Regions from separate parts of the Homo sapiens genome. Here region 2 is linked to region 1. Evidence: read pairs that join two places in POLR2A ChIA-PET (ENCODE). Cell type or tissue: CD4-positive, alpha-beta T cell. All regions are shown on one strand. Links, peaks and the distances in the headings refer to the core of each region. The heading gives the core; the rest is flanking DNA.

The links. Peaks named below come from ENCODE experiments on the same cell type or tissue, not always from the same donor. Only the 100,000 strongest peaks of a DNase experiment are listed, where the experiment ranks them.
Region 2: POLR2A ChIA-PET joins it to region 1 with 14 read pairs; 12 of 35 experiments call an interaction of 5 or more read pairs at or near these places.

Annotation. Positions count from the first base shown.
Region 1 is chr13:48,234,806-48,242,330 of GRCh38, forward strand. The region is part of intron 1 of ITM2B (integral membrane protein 2B); the gene reads left to right. Among named protein-coding and RNA genes, the nearest start is that of ITM2B, 5.4 kb to the left of the region's middle. RefSeq lists enhancers at 714-1,301, 6,496-6,996. In CD4-positive, alpha-beta T cell, for the core only: no CTCF peak of the experiment used is centred there; no DNase peak of the experiment used is centred there; H3K4me3 peaks cover 764 bases; H3K27ac peaks cover 528 bases.
Region 2 is chr13:48,182,261-48,189,785 of GRCh38, forward strand. LOC105370198 (a long non-coding RNA gene) reads right to left here. Exons shown (of 6, transcript XR_007063792.1): 2 at 1-916. Among named protein-coding and RNA genes, the nearest start is that of ITM2B, 47 kb to the right of the region's middle. RefSeq lists an enhancer at 4,126-4,355. In CD4-positive, alpha-beta T cell, for the core only: no CTCF peak of the experiment used is centred there; DNase peaks (open chromatin) are centred at 3,631 and 4,221; H3K4me3 peaks cover 799 bases; H3K27ac peaks cover 2,385 bases.

The DNA of each region.
Region 1 (7,525 bases), core at 2,054-6,053:
TGGTTTTCGTATTGGTATTGTTTTCCTGAAGCCATTGCAAACAATCTTGGTCTTTAAAGAAAATGTTTGGAATGCACAGATGAAAATTGCAGTAGCAAATTATTATGTTAGCTCTTTGTTTATCTAACATTCGTTGTACCTAAAATAGATTGAGAGTCAAGTATCCAGTCACAACAGTCTCAAATATATGTAGTCTTAATGCTATCACATATATATATATACACACATACATTTAAAAATCCTATTAACAAATATAACTGCTCCCATTTAGAAAGGAGAGAGTGAGCGAGCATTGGATGATGTCACTTCAGACAGCTTTTCTCTGTTCCGCTGTAGTGGAGATTTGAAACTCTGGACAAACATCAGAATTACATTTGCTGAGCACCATTAAATCTGACTTCTGACAATTTTTGTCATTTCTGAAATAGTGACTCTGCCAGATTCTCAAAATTGCTCACGAGTTCACCATATTTAAATTTTGTGGTCATTGCAGCTATAAGTAATCATTGGTAGCTCCGTGCTTTGTTTTCCATTTTTTATTTTCTCAGATCCTCCATATCCAAAGAAAAATACTACTGGGACTAAAGAGTGAGGGCCAGAGTCGTCTTTGTAAACCACCCAGCAGTCACGGATGAGTTGGTAGATAAAAAATGACTAATTCTTTTTCCAGCTATAAGCTGAAAGACTTCTTTAGGGGATGACAAAATATTTCTCTACATTAAAAGTAGAATCCTTATAATCAGTCAGTCGCTTAACGGGAAAAGGAAAACCTTAATGACAGACTTTTGTGAAAGAAGTTCTGATCTCTTCATTTCAGAGCTTGGGCAGTGATTACATAATGTTCTCTGGCTCCTTGCGGGTGGCTCTGTGGCAGCCACCTTGTCTGACTGCCTGGACTGGGAACAGAATCAGCCTTAATGTGTTTTGCCGAGGGCATTTCCTTTGCCTGGTTGGTTGAAAGAATCAAACCAAGCTAGTTAATGGCCTAGAACTCCTGAACAAGAATTTTTCTTATCTTTAACCCTCCCAGATCACAATATCCCGCAGACCATTGTTTTCCAAAATGTGCTCTTAGGGACCACCTGCTCTGGTTTTAAAATGCAGATTCTGTTACCTTATGCCACAAGAATTCTGATCACTCTAATCAGCTGGCTTATATAACATGCATTCCAGTACTTTTACATTGCTCCTGTCTTTCTATTTTTTTCTTCTGCAGGGTGAGAACTCTCCAGAAACAGTTCTATTACCCCATTTTTCAGTCTTATCTTTTCAGCAGCTATTAATCCTAACAGCCATTTCTATTGATAGTTTTATCTCAACTAGCTTGCTGTTTATTCTTTTCCTGCATTTTCCCCTTAATTGTTTTCACCTTCCTCCTCTCCTAGTAGGCATAAAGCTCTTAGAGCTATAGAGACAGCAAAGATGGGATGTATTTTGGGTAGCAGAAGTGAATTTGAAATTATATACATGTTTTATGCTATAGGCAACAATTCATATATTTTTGTGGCAATACTTTGAACCTTGGGAAATTGTTTTATATTTGCAGATAACAAAATACTTGATGTACTGTATCAGAAGTCCCAGTTTTGTCATTACATAACTACTTGATCTTGGGCTTAAATTTTTAGGTTTTCTGTCTGTAAGATGAGAGGGTAGGACCAGATGGCCTGTAAGGATTCTTCCAGTTTCAAAAATCTATGAAGATGCTAGGATTACATAATTATATTTGGCAGACATTAAATTGTTTTAATTGTGAAAAATAGCAACTACCTCCTCACTCTAACCAGACTATTCCCTTTCTTCCTTTTGGTGTTTAACATGTTACATTCTTCCCTCATATCAAGTAGCAGTGGGTCAAAGAGAAAGGAGATGGGTAGAGGTATTATGTAATAAAGCACATTGTCACTTCTGTTTACCTCACAGTGAACAGTGAAGTTGTCAGCACCTCTTTGTTGCAATGCCTGCTTATGAAACCCCTTTTCCAGTATCAGGCCACAGAATAGCTTAAGCTTGCTTCATATGTATCCCTGCAAGTTGTTTTGCTGACAAATAGTGTTGCTTTCTCTCTACCCCACTTTGTAGATATTCTTTAAAAGGAGAGAGAAAAGTAAAGTGCTGATATAGGAGAGAAAATAGTGGCAGGGTGAGTGCAAGAGAGAAAGTGAAGGCCGACTCACCCAGTAAAAGTTTTGAGTTACCCATGACAAATGGCTGTTTAGACCCTGGTTCTTTACCCTTTCTGGTTTTCCCTATTCACACAATCAAGACTGAAGGTTTTGATAATTAAGCTTTTCGTTTGTGGTGGTGGTTTTGTTTGTGTGTTTTTTGGGGAGTGAGGAGAAGGGACATAAAATGCATGGCTGGCCATTTACTATAATGTTGATATAATGCTCTCAAGGGATTGAGAGCTTGGTTCTCTTTAACCAAAGTGCATCTTATTACCTAGTTATGTAATTCCGTGTTTGCAGATATTGGCCAGTGAAACTTTTACATTACATTTTGGTTCTCCATGAGGATATTAATATCTGAATTGAGGGTTTAGTGCTGGGAAATAAATGAATTGCGTCTGTGCATCCCAAATGCCTTGGCAGGACCTCCTGTGTACACATCCCTGACAGGACACTGCTGTAGCATATTGGGTGTGCAAGGTTGCATATTGCACAGGATTGTAGTCTTCCCAACTAGACAGAAATGAGTATAATATACTTGGCATAATAAGCCTGAGTGACCTCATGGAATTCAACTCTGACATATAAAAGGTTTATGTGACTGGAAGTATTTTTTAAGCAGAAATATCTCAAATACGTTTATGTTACAGGCCTATTTAAATTAATTTAGAATTTGACTTACAAGGTGTTTATTATGCATTTCCAAATCTTGACTTGTGGGTAAATGTACATAGAAACATGTACTAAGTAGTCATTGGGGGAGATTTTATTTCTCTTAGTTTTATCATACCATAACTTAAATGTCTGGCGTGTCTATTCAAAACCCACATTCTTTTTCCAAAAGGAAATACTACTTCCTGAATTCCTAGATTTAACTAAAGCTTCTTGTACTGCTTTGTATGTCAGTGTCAGTAAAGGAAGACTCAGAAAAAAAAATCTTTTTGGGTTACCAGTAAAATCATCCTCTTAAATTTTTTGGCAAACGTGGCATTTTATTAGAGCTTAAAGACTAAAGGAAAAGAAATTAAGGACTTTAGACCGTTACTGAAACCTGTTAAAGGATTTGACAATTCTGAATTTCTGAATGAGGTGATTTTTGCCTAAATGATATACAAAATATTAACACTGGAGCTGTGCTTCACAATGAAAGTCTTTTCCAAAGTAGACAGCTGAAAGTTGAAAATTGGAAATTATAACACTAAGGACATCATTTTTGAAAAATTTCCACTTAATTGTGATTATCCCTTTTAATTAGTACTTACAACACATATTTTTAATAGCTTTAAGGAGATCTACAATACAACCTCATTTTATAAGTGTTATCAACAATTGAATGAACAAGATTATTTTAAATTATTGTGCATTCTTTAAGCTCTTTTATTAGAGGAAAAAACTTTTTGCAGTATTTCTATAATTGTACTTGGGGAAAAATCAGGTAAGAATGAACGTAGACTTTTTATTCTTAAACAGAAAAGTTTGAATCTTGAGTTGTAGCGATGAGGAAATTACCCTTGTTTTTATGGTAGAGATATATTCTGATTTTTCACTTAATGTTTTATCTTTCAGTACTGATAAGTTACCAGCAATAATTTTATGATGTTGAACTAACATAAGTACGACAAAAGAGAAATAAAATTTTCACAGCTTATATATAATACCACTTCTGAGTTAAATATCCTGGACGTTTATTTGGGAAAGTGATACTAAGTATGGTGGTGGATATTTTGTACTTTGAAATTTTGAAATATTTGCATAAACCGTTTTTGGCATAGTTGAATTTCATACTTTAAAAAACAAGTTTGGTGGATTTTTGTGTTTATTTGAATGATTAACTTTAAGGCTCAAATTATTATTTTTTTTTAGTGAAAGCAAGTTTATTAAGAAAGTAAAGGAGTAAAAGAATGGTACTGCATAGGCAGAGCAGTCAAGATGCAAATTATTTTTAAAAGTTGTTTGTTTTCAGAATGAGTTAAGGATAAAGCTTAAGTCTTAACTATTTTCTCTGCTTATATATGATTATAATGTTTTAAATTATTTTATATAAAAATTTTAAAAGATGCATTGTTAATTAAATCACTTGAATCTCTGCAGTATCCAAAAGCAGACCCATTTTTATGCTGGGGAAAATGATTTTTGAGAGCTAGTCTATTTAGCTTTGCATTATCAGTTTTCAGTTTTTCATTTTATATAACTTTATCCAATTCATTTTTTCCTCCCTTTAATACTGGGACATAAAATTTCCTGTCTATCAGTTTTACCTAGGGCCGTGCTAGGCATCTTAAGCAGAGAAGGCAAATTCAGTGTCTCCTGGGCTGAAGCAGATGAATTGTTGAAGCTGGACTTTTTGCATATGAAACAAGTAAGAATATTCTTGGTTTTCCTGCCAGGCGCAAGCCACCGCCTGTAATCCCAGCACTTTGGGATACTGAGGCTGGTGGATCACCTGAGGTCAGGAGTTCGAGATAAGCCTGGCCAACATAGCAAAATTCTGTCTCTACTAAAACAAAAATTAGCCAGGCGTGGTGGCATGCGCCTGTGATTCCAGCTTTTTGGGAGGCTGAAACAGGAGAATCGCTTGAATCTGGGAGATGGAGGCTGCAGTGAGCTGAGATTGCGCCATTGCATTCCAGCCTGGGTGACACAGCAAGACTCTGTCTCAAAAAACAAAAGAATATTCTTGGTTTTCATTTTTAAAACATGAGTCCAGTGTTGCTGGATCCTCCAATTTTCCAAGGCAAGCTAAAAATCAGTACTATTTTAATTTATACAACAATTTTAGCCCAAAACACTGAAGGCATGGGCCACTATTTTATAATCTCCTTTAAAGTGGAACGCAGGACTGGCAAATTATAGCCTATATCTTCAAATACTGCCTGCCTGCTGTTTTTCTGTAGCCCATGGGGTAAGAATGATTTTTATATTTTTTAATGGTTGGGAAAAATATCAAAGGAATGATATTTCTCCTTTTTGCCCAGTACCCTCACTGAATTGTTGGGGAGGGGCTGCTGCTATTCAGGAAGCAGCAGCACTAGCAGAATTCAGGTTATACAGTCATTCTTCAAAAGATTTAAATTTTGTCTCTATCACTTACTTTGATACCTTGGGTAAGTTACTTCAGTTCTCTGTGTCTCAGTTTTTTCATCAGCAAAATAGGGAAAATAATAATCTGTAACAATAATAGCACAATGCCTGGAACAGAGTTAAAAATTAGTAGATTTCAGCTACTGTTATTTTTATTTATTTTTTTGTTGAGAAACAGTCTTGCCCTGTCACCCAGGCAGGAATGCAATGGTGTGATCTTGGCTCACTGCAGCCTCTGCCTCCCGGGTTCAAGTGATTCTCCTGCCTCAGCTTCCCAAGTAGCTGGGATTACAGGCACCTGCCACTATGCCTGGCTAATTTTTTGTATTTTTAATAGAGACGGGGTTTCACCATGTTGGCCCGGTTGGTCTCGAACTCCTGACCTCTTGATCAACTACTATTATTAAAGTCCCAGTTTTCTCTCCTCATCATTCTTGTTTTGGAATATTACTTCTTATATTACTGTTACTGCTTATCCCTGCCTCACATGTCAGTAACAATATTGTTGGTACTTTTTTCACAGCAAGGCATTCTGGTAAAGATTGATTCCTGCAACATAAAAACCCTTAGGATTCAGTAGCTGTACCGATTTCATTTAAAAATGTTATTTATTCATTACATAATAGGTGTTAATAGAATTTGAGTTTTACCAAAGTAATACTAAATTTTAATATGCAAATATATAGTCCTGCCCTATGTCAGAGGAACATACTTTAAAAAAATTGTAGCATCATTGTATACAGTAAAATGCATAGATCATGAGTGTACAGTTAGATAATTTTAAGTCTGTATACCTGGGCTCTAACTCCCAATCAAGCTGAACATTGTTATCAACTCAGAAAGTTATCTTGTGTCCTTTTACAATTTGTTCTCCTTAGAGGTAACCACTATTCTAATTTTTCTCCCCATAGATTAATTCAAAGCAATCATATTCACTTATTAGCTTCTTATGGTCTTTTATTACCATGGTGACCACTAGACCCTCTTCTGCCTTTGTGCAATTTAGAAAAAGATCCCCTCTCTGGTGGTTTGGAGAATAGAGCATCAGTTGGTTTCTAGACCTACTGATTCCCTTGGCCTGGCATCCTTGTACTGGAAACAACCTGCCCAACCATACATGGCGATCTTAACTCCATGTTTCTCACTTTTTGCCCCAGTAGGGCGTGGTGCGGCGGGCAGCAGAGTCTTGCTCTGTCACCCAGGCTCGAGTGCAGTGGCATGATCTCGGCTCACTGCAACTTCCGCCTCCCAGGTTCAAGTGATTCTCCTGCCTCAGTCTCCCGAGTAGCTGGGATTACAGGTGCCCACCACCACTCCCAGCTAATTTTTGTATTTTTAGTAAAGACGGGGTTTCACCATGTTGACCAGGCTGGTCTGGAACTCCTGACCTCAAGTGGTCCACCCACCTCGGCCTCTCAAAGTGCTGGGATTACAGGCTGAGCCATAGCACCTGGCCCTCCATGTTTCTCTTTTAACTCCCTATTTCTCTAAATCAGTGGTTGTTAAACATTTTGCTCTGAGAACTCCTTTATAGTCTTAAAAATTGTTCAGGATCCCAAAGAGCTTTTGCTTTATGTAGGTTATATATATTTCCAAATAACCAAAAAGATTTAAGAAGACTAACAGTAACATTGTTTTACATTCGGCAGTGCCCTTTATTGAATAGCTTAATAGAAGATAGCCGGATTTTCCTATCAAATTCTTCATTCAGTCTGTTGTGATATGGTGCTTAGCTTCTGGAAAATTGCACTGTACAATTTTTATTGTATATAAACATAGCGAGAGAATGAAAGTGAAAATGACAGTTTTATTATTTAAACTAACACAGTCTTAGTTTTATTATGAAAAAAGTTTGACCTTGTGGACCCCCTGAACGGGTGTGTTCCTGGACCACATTTGCAGAACATCTATTCTAAATATTTGCTTATACTGCTGTTTCATGGTTTGTTTTCATTTGTTTTATTTTTTGCAGTTTTAGATAATACCTATTGATAATAGCTACATGGAAGGTGAATATTTAGCTTTTTCTGAATATTTACACACTGCACACATGATCTCTTCTCCTGTTCTAGCAATTTCTGGTTAAATTGATATTTAGTGTTTTTTATTATAATTAACATAAACATTAGTTACATTTGAGTATTGTAGTATACTTTTATTTTACTTCCATTCTTGTATAACAACTTTTTATTTTCCCTGAATTTGATCATGCTTCTTGGGGCAGGAGAGAGGGTTCCTTAATTTTCTACATACTTACTGCTCATTCATTCCTCAGA
Region 2 (7,525 bases), core at 1,785-5,784, 53 kb before region 1:
GATGAAGTCTCACTCTGTTGCCCAGGCTGGAGTGAAGTGGTGTGATCTCAGCTCACTGCAACTTCCACCCACTGGGTTCAAGTGATTCTCCTGCCTCAGCCTCCTGAGTAGCTGGGGTTATAGGCACCTGCAACCTTGCCAGGCTAATTTTTGCATTTTTAGTAGAGACGGGGTTTCACCATGTTGGCCAGGCTTGTATCGAACTCCTGACCTCAGGTGATCCACCCGCCTCAGCCTCGCAAAGTGCTGGGATTACAGGTGTGAGCCACCACATCCGGCCACAAGGGGACTGACTTCTAAAAGTTCATGGAAAATGCATTTAATGAGAAAACTATGTGTAGATTTCAAATTTTTTTTGCACTAAAAGAAGCTCATACTAATTTGTTATAGCATGTCTGAACGGGATCTCCTTGAGGCACTAAGAAGGATGAAATATCAGTTTGAAAAGAGCCTCTATCAGAGCAACATGAATTCTGCTAAAATTGAAGAAAGAGCAAATATCAAATTGATGGTGAGGCTTGGGTGGAAGAATGGTGACATTATTGATGCTTTATGAAAAATATATGGGGACAATGCACCCCCCAAAATCAGCAGTTTACAAATGGATAACTCATTTTAAGAAAGGACGAGGTGATATTTAAGATAAAGCTCACCATGGCAGACCATCCACATCAATCTGTGAGGAAAAAACTCATCTTGTCCATGCCCCAAATGAAGAGGACTGGTGTAACAGCACAAACAGAAGCCAACACAATAGGCATCTCACTTGGTTCAGCTTACACAGTTATGACTGAAAAATTAAAGTTGAGCAAACTTTCCATTTGATGGATGCCAAAACTGTTGAGGCCAGATCAGCTGCAGACAATGGAAATTTTACACAAGTAGGATCAAGATCCTGAAGCATTTCTTTGAAGAACTGTAACAAGAGATGAAACATGGCTTTATCAGTGTAATTCTGAAGACAATGCACAATCAAAGAAATGGTTACCAAGAGGTGGAAGTGGTGCAGTCAAAGCAAAAGTGGGTTGGTTAAGATTAAAAGTCATGGCAACAGTTTTTTGGGATGCTCAAGGCATTTTGCTTAAGCATCCCAAAAAACTTTCTGGAGACTTTCTTGAGGACCAGAGACTGATAACTTCTGCTTATTATGATTACATTTTGAGAAAGTCAGCCAAAGCTTTAACAGAAAATGCCTGGGAGGGCTTCACCAGAGAGTCCTTCTCCACTCTGACAACACTCCTGCCCATGTCAAATGAGGGCAATTTTGGGAGAGTTTTGAGGTAAAATTATTAGGCATCTACCTTACAGTCCTGATTTGGCTCCTTCTGACTTCTTTTTGGTTTCTAATCTTAAAAATCTATAAAGGGTACCCATTTTTCTTCAGTTAATAATATAAAAAGGATTGCATTGATATGGGTAAATTCCCAGGACCCTCAGTTCTTTAGGAATGGACTAAGTGGCTGGTATCATCACTTACAAAAACATGTTGACCTTGATGGCACTTATGTTGAGAAATAAAGTTTGCATTTTTTATTTATGTATTTTAATTCAATTTTTCCATGAACTTTCTGAAGTCCGTGTGTGTGTGTGTGTGTGTGTGTGTGTGTGTGTGTGTGTGTGTGTTTATAAAATCAAATGCTTAGAATTAGAATAGAAATCTGGTGCTGTGGTAAGGGTTTTAACCAATAGTAAAATATTTACAAGTTCAATGCAGGGTTGTGATAGAGACTAAAAGGGTCCCTGCCCTGAATGACACAAACAAATTAATCAATCTTTTTATTTTTTGATTTTAAAACAGGAACTGCCATATGCCTAGCCCCCAGTGAGGCCCCATGGAAGTTGTGGGAGAAACTTAGGTGATATTCCTTTCCTCCAGACTGCAATATTGTTGAGGAGATGAAATTAACCACACATAACAATAAAAGATGGTGTATAATGAAATGCTAGGCAGAGTGCGGCACTCCATAGGTGGAGTGGGAGATGGGAGAAGGAAGGTTTGTGGAAGAAAGCAGGTCAGGCTTTACAAAAATGCAAAGACATCAGCTGATTCTCACAGAATGGGTGGGACGTGAACCCCAACCCACACAGAGGTGTCTGGGTACCTTGAAGAAAAGGCCCGTTAGGGAAATACTGACAATTTTGAGTAAGCTGACCACATTTTTCATAAAAATATCAGTACATATGGTCTGACACATGGTCTAACAACAGGAAAGAATATTTTTAATTGGGGCTGCCCCAGAAAATCTAGAACATATGGTTACTTTATTTACAGGCCAAGAAACTCCTAATTACAAGAGAAAACGGAACTGACCAGCCCTCGGTAGACAAGACCTAGCCACTGCCATGCAAGAAGCTGCTAAACTATTTCCCTCCAGTCATCAAAGTTTATGTTCTTTTTTAAGGTTTCTGTTAGTATTTTCAGATAAAAGGTCAGTGCCTGAACTATACAAGACAAGCTGGGGAAATTCTACTCAGATTTCTTCAATTGCATTCTTTAACAGTCTCTCAAATTGCCTCAAATAATTTTTGTACTAGGCAGGGTATAAATAATGAATGCAAAAATGTTTCTTCCACCTGGGATAATAAAATAAGTCCAATTTAAAATTTCCTTCCCTTGAAGAAAAGGGGAACGTCTATACCCACGAAGTTTTTAGCTTGTTATCAGAGTTCTCATCTATATTGAAAAATACATTTTAAATTATCAAGATTGTTATATGTAATTTTGTTCTTTGCTTCTCTGATGTTTCACTGTTTTGCTCTTTAGTAGCTTACTGTCTGAAACAAAATACATGCCACAAGCTTCCTTATCCAGTTTTGCAATTTAATAATCTTAGCAATTATTGGAAAAGAAACAGTTTAAAAGGCTTTAACTCAAGTCTTGGCAGGTTAGAACATCTTCCATTTCATCTTTCACCCCATCCCAGGGCTCAGAGATCACTTGCCAACTCATTACTAATATTATCAAGGAAATGCACAGTTTTCTGCTTTTATGGTCAGTGAATACACTGACCAAGATGATGTGGTAATCACTGTGGATGAACAACAACAAAGCTACACATTTGAGCAAACCTTTTTCCTTATGTCTTAAACAAAATCTTAATTAAATGCATCTTAAAATACAGGATAAATGTTTCTGATAAAAGCAAAAAGATGTGCTTTTAATGAGATTTTCTGGGCACCAGACTTGTCTTTTCTCTTTCAATCTTCCATTATTATTTGAGGCCTCAAAATACTTACACTGATGGGCCGGGCGCGGTGGCTCACGCCTGTAATCCCAGCACTTTGGGAGGCCGAGGCAGGCAGATCATGAGGTCAGGAGATCAAGACCATCCTGGCTAACATGGTGAAAACCCGTATCTGCTAAAAATACAAAAATTAGCTGGGCATGGTGGCGGGTGCCTGTAGTCCCAGCTACTCGGGAGGCTGAGGCAGGAGAACGGCGTGAACCCAGGAGGCGGAGCTTTCAGTGAGCCGAGATTGTGCCACTACAGTCCAGCACTCTAGCCTGGGTGACAGAGCGAGAGACTCCATCTCAAAAAAAAAAAAAAAAAAAAAAAAAAGAAATACTTACACTGAAAGAGCCCGATTTTCATTAGCTGCGGTTGCTAAAAATGGGGAACCACCTAAACACACAACAATATAAACTGGGCCAGGTGCAGTGGCTCAGGCCTATAATCCCAGCACTTCGGGAGGCCGAGTAGAGTGGATCACCTGAGGTCAGGAGTTCAAGACCAGCCTAGCCAACATGGTGAAACCCCGTCTCCACTAAAAAAATATATATATATAAATTAGCCAGGTGTGCTGACAGGTGTCTGTAATCCCAGCTACTTGGGAGGCTGAGGCAGGGAGATTCCCAGCTACTCGGGAAGCCGAGGCAGGGAGAATCACTTGAAACCGGGAGGCAAAGTTTGCAGTGAGCTGAGATGGTGCCACTGCACTCCAGTCTGGGCGACAGAGTGAGACTCCGTCTCAAAAACAAAAAACAAACAAAAACCAAAAGAAAGGGAATATTTTACAACCACTAAAATTTAAAACTTAATTCAGCCTTAAAAAGGAAGAAAATTCTGTCACATGCTACAAACATAGATGAACCTTGCAGACATTACACTAGGTGAAATAAGCCAGACACAAAAGGACAAATACTATATGATTTCAGCTACAGGAGCTACCTAGAGTAGTCAAACTCACAGAGCAAGTAGGATGTGGTTTCCAGGGGCTGCTGGGTGAAGGGGGGATGGGGAATTGTTATTTAATAGGTACAGAGTTTCAGTTTTGCAGGAAGAAAAGAGTTCTAGAAATGTATAGTGGTGTTGGTTGCACAACAATGCAAACGTACTTAATGCCATTGAACTGTATACTTAAAAATGGTTAAATGACAAACTCCATGTTATGCATATTTTACCACAATTTTTTAAAAATGAAAAGTCTAATTAATGCAAATAATTCTAAATGTTGACATTGCTGGTTATCCACATGGATAAAAACTCTCTCTTCCTGTCACCACACCTAGGTCTAATGCTGATGGTGAATTTTCCATGGTCTTTGGATAATTGGGCACTCAGTAAATGCAAGTGGTGTTAATGATGTGACAGTTATTTGCCTGGTCTCCTTGAATAAGTAAGTATTGATATATTAATATCTTTATTTATTTATTTATTTATTTATTTATTTATTTATTTATTTTGAGACAAGGTCTCGCTCTGTCACCCAAGCTGGAGTGTAGTGGCATGATCATGGCTCACTGCAGCCTCAACTTCCCAGGCTCAAGCAATCCTCACACCTAAGCCTCCCCAGTAGCCAGGACTGCAGGTATATGGCACAACATCTGGCTAGTTTTTGCATTTTTTGTAGAGATGGGGTTTTGCCATGTTGCCCAGGCTGGTCTTGAACTCCTGGGCTCAAGCGATCCACCTGCCTCGGCCTCCCAAAGTGCTGGGATTACAGCATGAGCCATTGTGCCCGGCCAATGTCATTTTTAATAATAGCTGTAGCTAAGTTTCTTAAGTGCTTGCTATATACTGAGTACTGATCTAAATAGTAAAATTCTCAAAGCAACCCTATGAAAGTTTGTATATGATGTGTCTAGTCTCAGAGAGGTAATTTACCCTCTGTTGCTAACCAGCAAGTGGAAGAGCAGGGGTATTAACGTAGTGGTATGATCCAGTGCTTACCCTTTACAACATTAGTCTCAAGCCAGATTCTTAGAAAACAAAGGAGCCTATTATAACTACCACATTTTCATGGGTGAATCTCTTTACTAAATCTTTCATTTCTTCAACAAAAAGTTTGTTAAACACTTACTATGTTCCAGGCAATGGGCCAAGTGCTAGAGATTCATAAAACTAATAAGACATAGTCTTACAATCCAATAAAAAGAGAAAAATAAGTGAAAGATAACACGAGATGGTGTGATTAAAGAATACTGGGGGAGGGGGACCACAAAGAGGAAGGGCTCACAGTTTCGCTCAGTGGGGCACTTCACCTATTTTTTTCCCTTTGTATGCTGTGGGAAACATTTTTCTCTTTAATTTAACTGGTATAACATGTAAATAGATTGGGCAACAAAGAAAACTAAAATAAGTGTCAGAAGATATTTGAGGATACAAGATAAAAGAGGATAGAAAACATTCTAGATGGTCTATGTTAACAAAAGGATACCAGCTAGAAAAGCCAGATTAAAAGGTAGAGGAGAGTAACTGGGAGAAAAAGCAATAAAAAGGCCAGTGTAAGCAATAAGTGATATTTAGTGTATATCCTCAAATAGTAGGATCATGTACAAAATAGTTCAAGGACTTGTGCTGTATTGCCAAGGAGCATACAATCTAACAGGCACAAATAAGACAAAAGGCACAAATAAGAAACATATTTTTCAAGCAATAATTCATAAGGGCAAATTAAAATAATGCAGAAGATGAGTACCATCAAGGCAAAGGAATAAAAACAGCAAGATCCTAGGGGACTGGGGTCCAATTTTGAAATAAAGGAGGAGTACTGCTGGTGAAGAGGAACAGGGCATTGGAACTAGGAAGAGCAACCACGGAGCCATAGAGATTGGAAAAAATGAAGCCCTATAACCCCAGCACAATGACTTTAAGAGGAAGCAAGCAGCAAGTGGGACTGTGCTATAGGGAAGAATTCACAGATGACCTGGAGAAATTCAGGAGAATGAGAAGTGCTTACACATTAATGAAAGAACTCCAAAATACATACTTCCAAACTTCTACAAATTTTAATTTTGCCAGCCATAGAAAGGGAATCACTGCAACTGTGTGTATCCAACAAGCCAAAAGGTGAACTTCAAAGAGTGAAGGGGTCAGGTGTTTACCTTATTAAAATGTCATCAACAAGAGGGCTCAAAGTTGTCATAGAGCATTCACTGTTGATTCTGAACTAGCCCTTGGGTAACTGAGCTAAGTCTGGACACAGTGTGGGAAAAAGGCAAGAGAGAAAGAATGCATCAAAGACAGGAAATCAACTCTGCAATGTATAATAATTGAATATTGCACATGTTCTTGAATATTGCACATGTCACTGTGCCCCAGGAACTATTGTAAAGGGCTCCTCGGGGAGCTCTATTGTAAAGGAGGGTTTGCTTATTTCATTTTCACCATCCTCCTGGAGGTGGGGAGTGGTAGAGCTGCTCCCAGGAGCCCAGACCCTTCACCACCAGACTACCCCATCTTTTTACTGCTTCTGAAGTGATTATGCAAAATTCTGTCTCTTGAAATGGACGGGCAATTACTTGTATATATGAATGTAATATAACAAGTATTTTCCAACTGTGATCTATGCAGCCTAAAGAATCTGTTTTATTTTTAATGAATTTACTTGTAGTCTGCCACATGCCATAAAGAATTTGATGCCAAATGACAGGTGTATAGGAAGTAGATTGTGAATTTAGTTAGATTTTATACATGGTTCCATAAAAAACTATTCTTCTGAATTTTGAAAAGTATTGAAAACGAATCACAGAGAAGTTATTAGACAGGGCAGAGTTCATTCTCCAGAACTCTGTTAACAGCTTTAGGGACTTAGAACCAGCCAAGCCCTTCTTGGAAGTCATGCCATATACTCATCTGGGCACTTAGCAAGTATTGATTCACACCCCAATCTGAACTCTGAAAGATAAGATAATGACTTTGTAATATCAGTCATCAAATAATAAATATTCATTCTCTGACTCTCTGAAGAGAAGATACATTTAAAATGTCAGCTGCATTTTATTGTAACTAGATGGAAATTTGTTTTATTACTCCTAAGCTGTTAAATAAAGAAGCTACAAACCATGCACTGAAGAAGACTAAAAGCAAATGCTGAAGTAATAGTAATCACACCATTCCGCAGAAATTACCAGTAGTGCTAGGAGTGTAAGGATACTATTTAGTCTTAATCTCAGCTTTTCCAGCCCTTCTTTCTGAGGCAATTTTTCTTTTCTTTCTTTTTTTTTAAGATGGAGTTTCGCTCTTGTTGCCCAGGCTGGAGTGCAATGGTGCAATCTTGGCTCACTGTAACCTCTGCCTCCTGG